3 separate regions of the Homo sapiens genome follow, and all the other regions are linked to region 3. The links are chromatin contacts, found by Hi-C in ENCODE. All regions are on one chromosome and are shown on one strand. The core of a region is the stretch at or near the end of the contact, and the rest is flanking DNA. Distances in the headings are between cores, read along the strand shown.

Region 1 (4,880 bases), core at 1,848-4,347, 280 kb before region 3:
TTATTTTCTTTGGGCTCCTCAAATTAGTCACAGGTACTAGATAATAAAGTTGTGGCTCTGTCATCCTTTACTGGAATGACCAAAAAGAACAGCAATAGATTATCCCTAAATGGCATATCCTATCTGTTAGAAATGTACTTGGCTGTAAGTGACAAAAATCAAAAACAATGAATTGAAGGGAAGAGTTTATTTTTCTCTCATATCAAGAAACCCAGTGAACCCAGTACAGGTGCAGTGGCTCACACCTGTAATCCCAGCACTTTGGCAGGCCAAGAAGAGAGGACTGCTTGAGCCCAGGGGTTTGAGACCAGCCTGGGAAACATGGCAGAACCCCATCTTCAAATAATAAAAATTAGCTGGGCATGGCAAAATGAGCCTGTAGTACCAGCTGCTCAGGAAGCTGAGATGGATCACTGGAGCTCAGGAGATTGAGGCTGTAGTGAGCCAGGATTGCACCACTGCACTCTAGCTGGGGTGACAGAGCAATACCCTGTCAAAAAGAAAAAAAAAAGAGAGAGAGAGAGATAAAGAAACAATAAGAGACCGTAAGAAGAAGAAAAAAGAGATAAAGAGGCCATAAGAGAACCATACTCTTTCTATCTTTTGCTTTGCTATCTTAATGTGTCAGATTTCCCCCAACACTTATTGTCTCATAGTTTCATATTAGCTGCAATAGCTCCAGATATCACATGAACATTCAAGGCACAGAAAAACCAGGGTGGAAAGAGAGAGTGGCTTTTTCCCTCCTGGAATCCTCCCCTGCAGTCTTCCACTTGTTCCATCAACAGCACTGTCACATGGCCACCTTGAGCTGCAAGGGAGGCTGGGAAAACAAGTACTTCTCAGAGCTGGGCACATTGATGTTCCAAACAGAACTAGAGCTCTATTGGCCAAAAAAAAAAAAAAAAAAAAAAAAAAAGGCAGGGGTGGATATCATTATTGAATGAGTAACTCAATAATCATATTGAGTGAATCATTGTAAACTGTCCCTTGTCTGCCACAAGGACAGTTTGCATTGATTTTTATCTGGATTTGAAAAGTGTTTATTGAATTATGCATTTAGTCGTTCTTTCAGAAAACATCTTCCATAGGATGGTTTTGAGATACCATGTTGTGTAAGACAGTGCACTTGCTCTTAAGAAAATTAAATCTGTACTGGAGTTTTCCAAGAACAAACCACTTGTTAGGAGAGAGGCGTTTAGAAGAGGAATACCCAACTCACGCTTCAGGAAGTGGCAGGTGGAGAAACTGAGACAGCTTCCAAGAGGAGATGGTGGTAGAACAAAGATGGTAGAAGAAAGGATGGCTAGGAGTTGGTCTTAAGGATGAGGAGGCTGAAATAAGGCAAAAGCCAAAGGTCCAAGGTATGAGAGTGTGCTATGCAAACCAGTCAGGGTGTCTCCAGGAAAACAGGCACCTCTTTAAGGATGTACAGCACAGGGAATGGAAAGCAGGGGATTGGCTATATGGTAGAGAGAGCTGCTGAGAGTTAACACGAGTGATGAGGCAATGCAGAGATTAGCATCAAGAAGCAGGAAGCCACTACCGACTCTGCTAAAGGAAAAAAGAAGGAACCAGAAGCTGAACCACAGTGGACCTGTTTTGGCAAGAGCTGGAACTACAGAGAAGACAGTCACTGCTGCAGAAATCACCCAAGGAAACAAGGAGAGAAATACCCTGGCTTCTCCCTCCTTTCTACCCTCCATTTTTTGCCAGTGTGTCTTCCTGGCCTAACCCAACCAGCTGGAAGTCTGAGACACAAGAGCCTGTGAACTGCAGCCTGCAAGGATCAGCCATCGTGAACTAAAACACAGCAGGCAAAGAGGGAGGATGGATTCAGGGCAAACAGATCCAGGACCAGTACTGCACCTTTAGGGAACTGTGAGTATAACTAGTGTGCCATAATGACAGCCAACATGTATAATAAGCCTTTACTAAATGCCAGAAATTATGCCAGATGTTTAGCATTTTCTATGCATTAACCTCTTTACTTAGTTTAGGTAAGGCACATAAAGAGGAGTGGGAGGAGATGACACTGGGATGTGGAATTAGAGCCAGGCTCACATAACAGAGGGCTCATGTGCCACGCCAACGGGTTTGCACTTTGTCCCGAAGGCACTTGGGAATCAACGAAGGGTTGGAAGAATTATACAGTCCGAGTAGCATTTCCAAAATATCATTTTGTGATCGTGTCTGAAGTTGTGAGGATTGCTAATTCATCAAATAAATAACGGAGGTCTGATGAAGAAGAACTGGGAGTGGGACCAGCTTCCCTTCCTGTTTCCCTCCTCAGAACAAACAGCCTCACTGCTGAACACTTGTGTCATCTGTTGACATAACTCGGATCTTCGTTTACTTTAGCTCAGCAAAACTGGAGTGGCAGACCTTTTTAAAACAAAATATTTATGACTAATCTATACAATAGTTACCATAGTTAATGTATTAATATATTACTCACCTCATTAATACACTTCTGGAGAAATCTACATCCTAGCAATGTTTTACAGAGTTTTTGTTCTATCTTCTAGTTTCTAAAAGTATATTATGGACCTTTTAGTTTTCAACTTTTAAGATAAATCAGTGTTGTTTGTCACTGGGTTGTGGAGGTGGCAGTTGGAGCCAGAACCTCAGATTAACTTGAAGTGTTGATACAATGTTATCACAGAGACAAGACTTATGGCCTTCAAAGGGACATTTAGAATTCCTCTCTTCCAATAACCTCTTTCACAGATGAGAAAAGTGAGCCCACACAGATAAAGCGATTAGCCCAAGGATGTGAAAGTAGTGAGTGGAGGTAGGACTACAACCCAGACTCCCAAACCAGTACTCCTTCCACTCTTGACATTATTGCTAAGGTGTTCAGAGCTAATAAGAAGCTGTCATTTAAAACAATATTACTCAGGTGGTAAAAATTCATCTCACATGGAATTACGCAGAAAAGGGAGTTTATTGGCTCTGGAAATAGTTTTAGGGGATACCAATTTCAGGCATGAGTCAGTCTAGGGAGTCACTATTGTCATCAGGACTAAGCCATGTGCTGTTTCTTGGAAGACTTTCTAGGCTGCTTTCATTCAGTCATGCTCAGCCAGGATGGAGCAAGGTTGTAACCAAATGTCCCAGGCTCTCAACTCATCAGCTTGGTATCTTCAGTGGAAAGGATGTATTTCTTTTCCAAGAATGTGAAAGTCTAGGTATTGAGTTTTATTGGTTTAGTTTGGGCCGTGTGTCCGTTTTTGAACCAATCACTGGAGCCATAGTGAATGGATGGCTCTGATTGGCTAGGTCTGGCTCCTATGTCTGTGCTAGCTTCAGGGGATGGGCTCCACTCTCTGTTTTGGAATTATATATTTGGAAAGTGAGGATGGTAAGATTTCCTGAAGGAATATCAAAGTTCCATCAAAGCAAAAAGGTTAAATGGGTGCTGGGCAGGCACAAACAACTGAAATATACTCCAGACACTGAGACTTATGTCTAGTACAGTGGATTTCTAACATTGGCGAGGTTTTCCTATTGGCTATTATCTTGCTATAGGAAATAATCCCATTTGGGTAAAATGGACTTCTCTTGTGCAAAGTGCATGCTCCACTATGAAATTGAGAGAAGCCAATCGTTCCACGACTTTTAGCCTGTGAAAAGATGATGATCCTGAGTTGAGGTAATATACCTCCACCACCCGCTATGGATCCATGACTGTTGCATCCCAAACAATTCTCTGAGAAACACTCTGTTAACAAAGAAGTTCTTGCCTCAGCTCTGCTTTATAGCCACTCTAGTTAAATAAACTGCATTAAGCATCCAAGATGCCCAGGGAAGCTCAGAGAAAGGAGCTTGAAGTCAGGAGAGTTTGTCTGTTCAGAGCTCTCCCAAAGGAAACAGGGATCCAAATGAATCTGAGCATTGAAATGAAGAAGAATAAGCATGCATGTCAGCATCAGTGTATATTTGGCGGCTTCACTGGACTTGTCATAATCTGTGACAAATTAGCAAAAGCAAGTCAATCTTAGTAAGCAAAAACATATAGGATGTTGTTCCATTGTAATTTAAGCTTTACTGCTTCTATTTTCTGCCTCTGCTCTTTTAGTTCAAAAGTGTATCAAGAATAGTCATGGAAGTTTGACAAAGCATTGTTCATAGGCTTGTTTAAAAGCTACCATCTCTTCGTGGAGAGCAGAGATAAGTGGAGAACTTTGTAAGCATGTTTACAAGGTCAGAAACCATTTTTTTAATCTGAAAAAATAATTTGAATGCATATGGCAAAAGCACAATTCAAAAGTTAAAGGGAAAATGACAAAAATTGAAGAACTATATAACGTATTAAAATCTGATAAAGAATACCTTTTATCTCTTCGATATACTGATTTCTTCCTTTTGGTGTGTATTGCTGTGGGATTGCTGGATCATACAGTAGTTCTGTTTTTAGTTTTTGAGTAACCTCCATACTGTTCTCCCTAAATGCTTGAGGCAATGGATAGCCCAATTACCCTGATTTGATCATTATACACTGTATGCTTGTATCAAAAGATCACATGCACCCTATAAATATGTATAACTATGATGTACCCATAATAATTAAAAATAAAAATTTATTTTAAAAAGAATATATTTTATACATAAAAGGTTCTTACAAAGAAATAGATGAATACCACAACAGAAAAATGGGATAAAAGCATGAATAGCAAATTAATAAAAGAAAAAGAAATGGACAATACATATATGAAAAATTATTTGACCTCACTAGTAATTAAAGAAACAAAATTAAAACAACGAGACACAACTTTTGCTATACTGAATTAGCAAAAGACAGACAATACCCAGTGTTAGTCATGAGTATAAGAGAAGGGAGTATAGACTGATAAAACTTAGAGTGGGGGTTAAATGTT
Region 2 (4,366 bases), core at 667-3,166, 420 kb before region 3:
AATGGTAACATTCTGAAATGCATTGCTTTTGGTCTCAGAAGTTATAGGGACAAGGACCAAGAGCTAGTTGGATACCCTGTGAACTGGAGGGAGCCAGATGGGCCTGGCCTGGAGCCCTGGTTCAGACACTTAGCATCACTTAACAGCTCTGGGCCCATTTCCTCATCTGTCAAATGTGGCTAATAGCATCTGCCTCCTGGAGCTGATAAGATTAGAGATATGCATAGAGATTAGAGATATGTATATAAGCTATTGAGACTGGCACCTGCCATGAAGCAGGGCACTAGAAAATATTAGTAATTGCTGTCACTATTCCTAATATCAGGTTTTATGTTGGCACTTTCCTGCTGGGAGCTCAGGAACTAACAGTAGGCCACCTATAAAGCCTTTTTGGGTCTATCATCCTAATTGAAATCTATGCAAGCCTTCCTGTGGTAGTATTTGAACGAAAAATGCAATTGTCTAGAAAGCAATTGCCATTTAAACTGTCACAGAAACAGTTAGAATAATACTGTAGATATTTTTATGTTTCAGCCCAAATGTACTCAAAGTGGTATCCGATTCCTGGCAGGGAACACTCAACATGTCTTTAACAGCTGAAAGAAAGCATCCACCTAGGTAGATATTTTACGTCTTCAGGGGGGAAAAGCAACATTTCTGTATAAAAATGTTTCATTTATTATTTTTTATATATTTTAAACAATGAAAATGTCATGGAGCAGCCCTTGGTTGGCTATGTCCCAGACCAGCCACTGTTTCATGTGCATCATTTCCATACAGCCTTCAAAACAACCAGTTGAGGCCAGGCGTGGTGGCTCATGCCTGTAATCTCAGCACTTTGGGAGGCCAAGGTGTGCGGATCACTTGAGGTCAGGAGTTAGAGACAAGCCTGGCCAACATGGTGAAACCCCGTCTCTACTAAAAAATACAAAGCTGGCGTGGTGACGCGCACCTTTAATCCCATTTACTTGGGAGGCTGAGGCAGGAAAATCACGTGAATCCAGGAGTCAGAGGTTGCAGTAAGCTGAGATCGCAGCACTGCACTCCAGCCTGGGCAACAGAGCAAGACCCTGTCTCAAAAACAAAACAAAACAAAAAAACCAGCTGAGTGCATAGTTGTATTATTCTCTTTTCACCAAGGAGGAAAATGAGGCACAGAGAGGTTGGGTACTTGCCCAAAGTCACACAGCTATGTGGCAGAGTAGGAATTTGAACCTAAACATTCTGCCCCTAAAGCCTGAACTTTTAACCACGGCACTGTATGTAGCTCACAGGAAGATTGAAGGGAAAACTTCTGGAGACATTAACAACGTCCAGACAAGCACTTCTCCATTTATTATTCACTTGTCCACATTCCCCATCTTATTTTCTTTCACACACACATCGTTGGTATCCCCTTTAATTTCAATTCTTTTTATCTTTTTTTTTCCAAGAAATATTTTACCATTATATTTTAATACTATATATAAAACATCAGGCACAAGAGAGCCCTTCAAAAGAAAAAGCAGAGCGTGCCTGAAGAAAATGCTTCTACAATGGTCTTTATCTCATACAGCTGAATATAATTTTCCCCCAGATGTTACTCTAGTCACTTATTAAATTAATCTTTCCTGTTTTAATACCTATAGAAACTGCACCAAAATCTGAGCTGTTCAAAGGGATCTGCAAACCAGGTAGCTGATACATTTGTAAACATTCCCTTTGACCTGTTTGATCTTCATATCTTCATTCACAACCACACTAATTGAGCTGATTGAGGGCAATGTCATTGGGTCTTTTGCATATTCAAATTTTCCAGCCTCCTCTTTCTGGATGTGAATGAGGTTCAGAAGAATGGGTGGGAGAGGCCCAACTGACTCAGCCAGAAATACCGGGTTGGCCCTTTCCTGGGGCAAGCAGTGAGGACAGCACTGAGTGGCTTAAATGAGTGTTTATCCCAGCTGCCGCCCGCCCCAGCTAGGAAGGAAGTCCTTACCATCTGGGCACAGTTGCTTTGGGCTACTTGGAGTGTGGAAGGAGACACTCTGCTTCCTCTAAAGCCCTTTAACAATGTTGCGGACCAAAGCTTCATGATTTTTCAAGAGGAAAAGTCCTTGACAGGCTCCCAGGACTCAAATCTTCTATTCCTGAGAGATCTATCACTGGCGGTGGGGGGCTCAGCCCCCTGGAGCCAGTTCTCCTCCCTATACTAAGGTGGCGGAGAGTCTCCTAAATAGAACAGAGGTGCTAATAAGCTTTGGGGAAGAAACAAACAGAAGAAGCTCAAAAAGTACAGAAACTGTCAAAGTGGATATTTTAAAAGCCTCCCACTGGAGCTCGTCTCCTGTGTTCCCTCGGAACTGTGAAACTTTTAAAATGTTGAAATCATTAGCCCTATTATTGTGTCAGTCTGCCACATTCACTTCCATCTTTCCATTTCTATCCACCCACCAGCCACCCCGCCTCTCCCAGCAAGCTGAATTACACCACATTCAAATCTTCTGCAATGGAACTCCCTAAAATATGCTCTTTTTTCAAAATATGTTTACATTCAAGTCACTCAAGTGCTACATTGCTGAGTCAAAGACTTCAGACATTTTAAGGAAGGATAGAGAAATAGGAGACTAGGGCCTGTGGTCTAGTGTTCTGTAGTATTCTAACTCTTTATCCTCTTCTCCCAGTCCCCAATCTCACCCCTTATCTATGGTCTTTGGCTGTTCTGTTTTTTTGTTTTTTTTGGGTTTTTTTTTTTGAGTTTTGTGCTTGTTGCCCAGACTAGAGTGCAATGGCATGATCTTGGCTCACTGCAACCTCTGCCTCCTGGATTCAAGTGATTCTTCTCCTCAGCCTCCCAAGTGGCTGGTATTACAGGACTGTGCCTTCATGCCTGGCTAAGTTTGTATCTCTAGTAGAGATGAGGTTTCACCATGTTGGCCAGGTTGGTCTCGAACTCCTGACCTCAGGTGATTCGTCCACCTCAGCCTCCCAAAGTGTTGGGATTATAGGCATGAGCCACGACGCCCAGCCGTCTTTGGCTGTTCTTTGATGTAAGGAGGCAAGAGCCTGGATTGGTGGTGCATGCCTGTAGTCCCAGCTACTTGGGAGGCTGAGATGGGAGGATTGCTTGAGCCCAGACATTTGAGGCTGCAGTGAGCTATGATGGCACCACTGCACTCCATCTTGGGTGAAAGAGCAAGACTTTGTCTCAAGAAAAAAGAAAAAAGAAAGAAAGAAATGAAGGAAGAAAAAAGGAGTCAAGAGGAACAAAGATCAAGCCTGTGTAACTCAGTCATACGATGGAACCAAAGTACCAGGAGCAAAAAGGTAGAAACACTGAGTTTTGCTGATGCTAAGTTGGAACCGCAAAGAGACCTCAAAGCTTTTCCCGACTTTGACCCTTCCTCTTCTCTCCTGAGCACAGCCTCCAGCCACCCTTGGTTCTCCTGAGGTCATGCCCAGCTCTGAGAGGATCAGTGGTTGGTGGCTCAGAAGGGCCAAGGCTTTGGAGCCAACCTGACCTTGGCTTCAAGTCTAGCACCTGTGGAACCTTGGTCAGGTCCCTTTCCAGCTCTGGGCTCAGTTTTCTCATGGGAATAATGGTAGCAATATCTACCTTACAGGGTTTATGTAAGGATTACTTGACAAATGTATGCGTGTGCATTTAAAAAAATTGAAATGAAATTCACATAGTATAAAATTAACCACTTTAAAGTGAACAATTAAGTGGCACTAAGTACATTTGCAATGTTGTGCAACCCACCATTTCTATCTGTTTTCCTCACTCCAAAATAAAAACCCATCTGCACTCATTATGCAGCCACTCTCCACTCTTCTTCCCACCATCCTGGCAACCAGCAATCTGCATTCTGTCTCTACAGATTTACTTATTCTGGACATTTCCTATAAGTAGAATCACATGATATTTGTCCTTCTGTGTCTGGCTTCTTTCACTTGGCATACCGTTTTGAGGCTCTACTTATTGTTGTATGTATCATTACTTCGTTCTTCTTTACCGGCTGAATTAATATTCCATTGTGTGTAAGCACCACAATTTGTTTACCCATTCATCTTTTGATGGGCGTTTGGGTTGTTTCTACCTTTGGGCTATTGTGAATAGTGCTGCTATGAATATTCAAGTGTATGTGCCTTTCTTAAAGGCTGTAGTGCTTAATAAATATCAAAGAGGGAAGCCAAGATCCAGGGTCCTGTGCTGATGACTAGAAGAGTCCTTGCCTCCGCAGGATCCCACGAAAAGATTACTCATAGCTTTATTTTTCATGAATGACAGGGCTTTTCAAATCTGTGCTAATCTAAGATCTAATCCTCACACACTGACACATCAGGAGTGGGTGTGAGTATGAGAAAAACATGCTGGGTCTTGCTCACC
Region 3 (4,778 bases), core at 490-2,989:
CTCAGCTAGCCTGGTATCAATGTCGTCACAGCATTTGTGAGGCAACAATGCTTTCAAAATGGCCAGAGGGCCTCATTGCTTCAGCAACCTACAGTTAGCTTCCTGGCATGGTTTATCCATCCTTTTAATGTCAGTAAAGGGACTGGCGCCACTGTTTATCAACTGTGTGACCCTGGCTGGGTTGCTTAATGCTCTAAGCTTCAGCATTTCTTCATCTGAAAAGACAGAGATGGGTCTGGGCATGGTGGCTTACACCGGTAATCCTAGCACTTGGAGGCCAAAGTGAGAGGATCTCTTGAGCCCAGGAGTTTGAGACCAGCCTGGGGAACATGGTGAGACTTTGTCTCTACAAAAAATGAAATTAGTGGGACATGGTGGCACACACCTGTACTCCCAGCTTCTTGGTCTGAGATGGGAGGATTGCCTGAGCCCATGAGGTCAAGGCTGCTTTGAGCCAAGATTGTACCACTATACTCCAGCCTGGGTGACAGAGTGAGATCCTGTCCCCCCACCCCCAAAAAAAAAAAAAAAAAAGATTATTATCATCTATTTCATAGGGTTATTGTGAAGACTAAACAAAAAAATGCATTCAAATACCTTAACTCAATGTCAGCATATAACAAACTCTCAGCTAATAAGATTATATCCTTTAGTCCTTGAGTAAGGACATAATATTGAGCAAATTTTTTACTTTCCAGACCAACACAAGTTTGGCAGTTTAAAAATTCCTTTATCTCTTTAAGGTCACTAGGATCTCATTGGTGTTGCTCTAACATCATTTACAAGTGTGAATGGTATGTCCTTTCAAGCTATCAAATCAAACATTCTCTAGCGGTTTAGGTTTGGCAGTGTGGTTTTTGTAAATCTGTTGGAAAAGATGGTAACAAGGGAAGGGGAATGAGGGAGGGAAAATTGGCTTTTGTGATTATTTCCAAATCTTTCTTTGCTCAGAATGAATTTTTTTCCATTCCCTTGTTATACCAGACATGTTCTAGCAATTGCCTGTGGTATAGCCTACTTAATATAACCAAAGTAGTTTAAACATTAATTGAACTCAATCACCCGAGTACTGTTAGTACCAGGAGCTGACTGCTGAAGCCAGCTTACCCCTGCCTTATGCAGTCACTTCAGTTCAATCAGTATAGAGATTAAGGACCCACATTTACAACATCTCGGGTTTCCTCTGCCCACTAAGTTACTTTGCCCTAACATACTTAGAAATAATTTTAATTCTTTATTGTTCTTAGAGAGTTGAGTACTTATTAATTCATTAGGGAAAATGGACTAAGGTCACGGGTTTTGAAAATGCTCACAAGGAACTAGAAGCAGGCCTGCCATGTGAGATCTTTCCAGATGCCATAACGAAAGGAGACTCTTAAGGTGAGGCAGCTGTCAGCACCTACGGAAGACAGAAGCATCTCAGCCCTTTACATTCAAACTTGAGCCTCTAGCTGCTTGGAGGAGCCCCTTTTTCCACCAAGCTAGGTGTGGCTTGTTCCCATCACTTGTTGGTGTCCCCTCTGAACACTTCTATTCAAACTGAAGTGAAAAAAAAAACAATGCCAGTCGGTGCTGCTGGCTCATAGGTCCATAGAGCAAGTCCCTCATGGGCTCTGGCCTGGCTGTGAACCCCTGGCTCCAGGGATACCTGACAGAGAGTACCGGTCACAAGAACTCTGGGTTCTGACCTGGCTCTCAGGACCACCTAACTTTGGGATGTCCAGTCAGTTACTTCACTCCCCTTCTCTCAGCCTTAAACCTCCTCACTTGTAGTGTTTGACTATCACTGTCAAGCAGCAGGACAATTAGAGCAGCTGTTTTCTGTGTGGTCACAATGGGATGAAAGATGAGAAGAGAGCTAGGAGAGATTTCTTGGGGAAAGCAGATTCATCAGTTTAAAAATACAGTTTGAAAACACCAGCCTAGATGATCTTTGAATCTCCTTGCTCTGAACTCAGTGATTTCAGGCAAACCAGGGATGAACTGCTCAAGGCCACCAACTAGGCCTTGGCCTCTTCTTGATCATGAATCAGGCCTCTTCCATTTGTTAACAACAATGTCTGGTAGAAAGAACTGATGTTCCCCCAAGCCTGAAAAGCAGAGTCTTTAAGGAAGAAATTTTCAAAATTATCTGAGAGGGCAAAGTGGCAAATTGGTTCTGTTTTTTACCTCTCAATAAGCAAGCGATAAAACTGCAATTCATTCCATTAAAAATGATTCATTCACTTCTATTAATTCAGTAAACTTCAGCTGAAGGCCTCTGCATGCAGAGATATATGCAGAGAACCATGGAACAGCGAGAGTTTATGCCCTCAGGTTTTATGGGCATGATATGAGGTATATAAGAAATGAGTATAAGCTGGGAGAGGTGACTCACACCTGTAATCCCAGCACTTTGGGAGGCCGAGGTGGGTGGATCACCTGGGCTCAGGATTTCAAGACCAGCCTGGACAACATGACAAAACTCCGTCTCCACAAAAAATGTAAAAATTTGCCAGGAATGGTGGCATGTGCCTGTAGTCTTAGCTACTTGGGAGGCTGAGGTGGGAAGATCACTTGAGCTCAGGAGGCGGAGGTTGTAGTGAGACACTGCATTCCAGCCTGGGCAACAGAGTAAGACCCTGTCTCAAAAAACAGAAACAAAAACAAAAAGGTAAAAATAACAATAATGGGTTGAGTGCCATGAGAAATAGCTAGAAAGCTTTATAGGAAGTGGGCTGTTTAGAGCAAGGGAAGGAGGAATCAGGGTAGAGTTTAATTGGAAGGGCCTTGAAGGAAAAATTGGGTTTAAGCTCAGGATGAAAAACATTCCAAGCAGAGAAACTTACATTGACACAGAGGCAGGAAAATGGAAAACATGTATGAGGAAAAATGAATAGTTTAGTTTGGCTGACACTGAAGTTTGGCAAGAAGAGTAGTTGGAAAGGTCCATTGGGTGGGTGTCTTAAATAAACACTCTTTGTCCATTTCAGTCTTTCCAAGGTTGTACCACCTGATTCCAGATGGTGAAATTACCAGCATCAAGATCAATCGAGTAGATCCCAGTGAAAGCCTCTCTATTAGGCTGGTGGGAGGTAGCGAAACCCCACTGGTCCATATCATTATCCAACACATTTATCGTGATGGGGTGATCGCCAGAGACGGCCGGCTACTGCCAGGAGACATCATTCTAAAGGTAGAGACTGTGGCTGTGGGGCTGCAGCAAGGGGCTTGATATAAAAAAATGCTTCTGAGCAAACAATTGGATAGATGGATGGATGAATGAGGGAAATGGTAAAATAAATGTGGATAGTGACTTTCTATCATTTTATGACTCTCTGAGATTTGTCATTTAATTGAGATCTTTGTTTCTCTCTGTCTTGCTCTTTCACTCTCTCCCCCCTTTCTCTCTGTATATAAATATTTATCTGTCTCTATATCATTTTGTCTGTCCACTCTTCTGCCTTCTCCCTTCTAGCTTTTTCAATCTTCCTCTTCATTCCCTTTCTCCACCTCCTCTTTCTCCTTTTATCTCTTTTTTTAAAGAGCATTAATATAAAATAAAACTGGGACATATATTTTCTTAAATTGTTTTTAGAGTAGATTAATAGAACATTTTGTATTTTATTTAATCACAATCATCTACTTTTTGAAAGTCAATTTCCTATAGTCTTACGGCCCTCCCTGAAAATAAAAGTAATCTCTATGCTAATTCCACCAACCCAGAGACATACCAGGGGAGACAGGTGTTGGAATAGAATGCTTTGGGTGTTACTGTCCTCAGAGGCTTGGTTAAGGAGAAGGAGGAATTTTCAGAACAGAAAGGATAAAAAGATCTGTTTACCAGGCAGAAGTCCAATGTTTGCCAAAAGTGCCAAGAAACCCCTCCCTGCTCGTATATTTTCTATCTGACACTCAGATAACAGTTCTATCCCATCCCTTCTAGGTTGCTGAGGGACCGGCTCCTGTCACATTATGAGCTGTTTCTTTGGCAAACTGATTGGAATAAGAGGAGAAATAACCTAAAGCAGTTTTCACAGAAATACTGAAATTCCTGCTGGCCTCCGAGGTGGAGCATAAGACAGGGCCCTCGGGGCAGGCCGCAGTACAATCAGCTACACTGTGCACTGCTGCCTCCCAGTTCTAGTGGAAACTATGCTGCCTGGCAGGGTTGCATAACAAAACATTTTGATTCTTGTGGCCTTCAACTGGAGCTTACAAACAAAAGGGCTGCCAGGACTATTTAGCAGGCAACCCTGACTCCCCTGACCTTCTCTGGGCCCAGAGGTGATGGGGGAACCCGGCCCTGCCACCTCAGGTGCTCTCCTCACCTGTGCTTGGACAAAGGTGGTGAGCTTTGCCTTTGCATGAGGGAGCCTCTGGAGCTGCACCAGAGAACAGGTGATTATATCCTCAAGAAAGGCCTTTGTAAAGCCCATTCCAAGCCTTCTCTAACAATTGGCTGCAAATACAAGAAATCTTATCAAACTACAGAAATTCAAGAAAGTTATTTCTCCTCCATGGGGCCTCTTTCCTCAAACACAGAGTGCAGCAATTGCTGCGAAATTGTTTTCTTCCAACATAGGGGGCTCTGGCTGGGCCTGTGTAGCCAGAGAAATTAAAACCAGAAAGCCCCATGCAGTATCAGCCCTACACATCATTAGTGAGGCACAAATGAGAGGGCCGAGCTTAAGCTTGTTTAAGTAGCTTTATAAAGAGATCTAGCCTTTCAATAAAAGAGCCTGGAAACTTCCTTTCATATCAGTTTGTCTGAAACTGTGCAAGGATTTCTTCCTTTT

What was found. Hi-C counts contacts between places; a loop is a spot of excess contacts on that map. Pooled maps may share reads with other maps.
Region 1: a loop to region 3 is called in a map of IMR-90, with 2.5 times the contacts of the local background. The contact joins the enhancer-like site here to the promoter of LNX1-AS1 in region 3. A Hi-C loop is called at or near these places in 1 of 168 maps with a recorded cell type or tissue (IMR-90) and 2 of 50 pooled maps.
Region 2: a loop to region 3 is called in a map of heart left ventricle, with 2.5 times the contacts of the local background. The contact joins the enhancer-like site here to the promoter of LNX1-AS1 in region 3. A Hi-C loop is called at or near these places in 2 of 168 maps with a recorded cell type or tissue (heart left ventricle and heart right ventricle), 1 of 37 single-sample maps with no recorded cell type and 2 of 50 pooled maps.

Annotation. Positions count from the first base shown.
Region 1 is chr4:53,779,253-53,784,132 of GRCh38, reverse strand. No RefSeq gene overlaps it. Among named protein-coding and RNA genes, the nearest start is that of LNX1-AS2, 190 kb to the right of the region's middle. Within about 2 kb of position 3,097, at least 3 of the 41 ENCODE cell types and tissues checked have a DNase peak (open chromatin) inside an H3K27ac peak, as active enhancers do; they include IMR-90, where a contact is called at or near this core.
Region 2 is chr4:53,917,888-53,922,253 of GRCh38, reverse strand. No RefSeq gene overlaps it. Among named protein-coding and RNA genes, the nearest start is that of CHIC2, 140 kb to the left of the region's middle. Within about 2 kb of position 1,916, at least 5 of the 41 ENCODE cell types and tissues checked have a DNase peak (open chromatin) inside an H3K27ac peak, as active enhancers do; they include heart left ventricle, where a contact is called at or near this core.
Region 3 is chr4:53,497,038-53,501,815 of GRCh38, reverse strand. It overlaps LNX1-AS1 (LNX1 antisense RNA 1), which reads right to left and starts at 1,739. Exons shown (of 4, transcript NR_046622.1): 1 at 1,689-1,739; 2 at 1,314-1,399. It overlaps LNX1 (ligand of numb-protein X 1), which reads left to right. Exons shown (of 11, transcript NM_001126328.3): 5 at 2,973-3,175.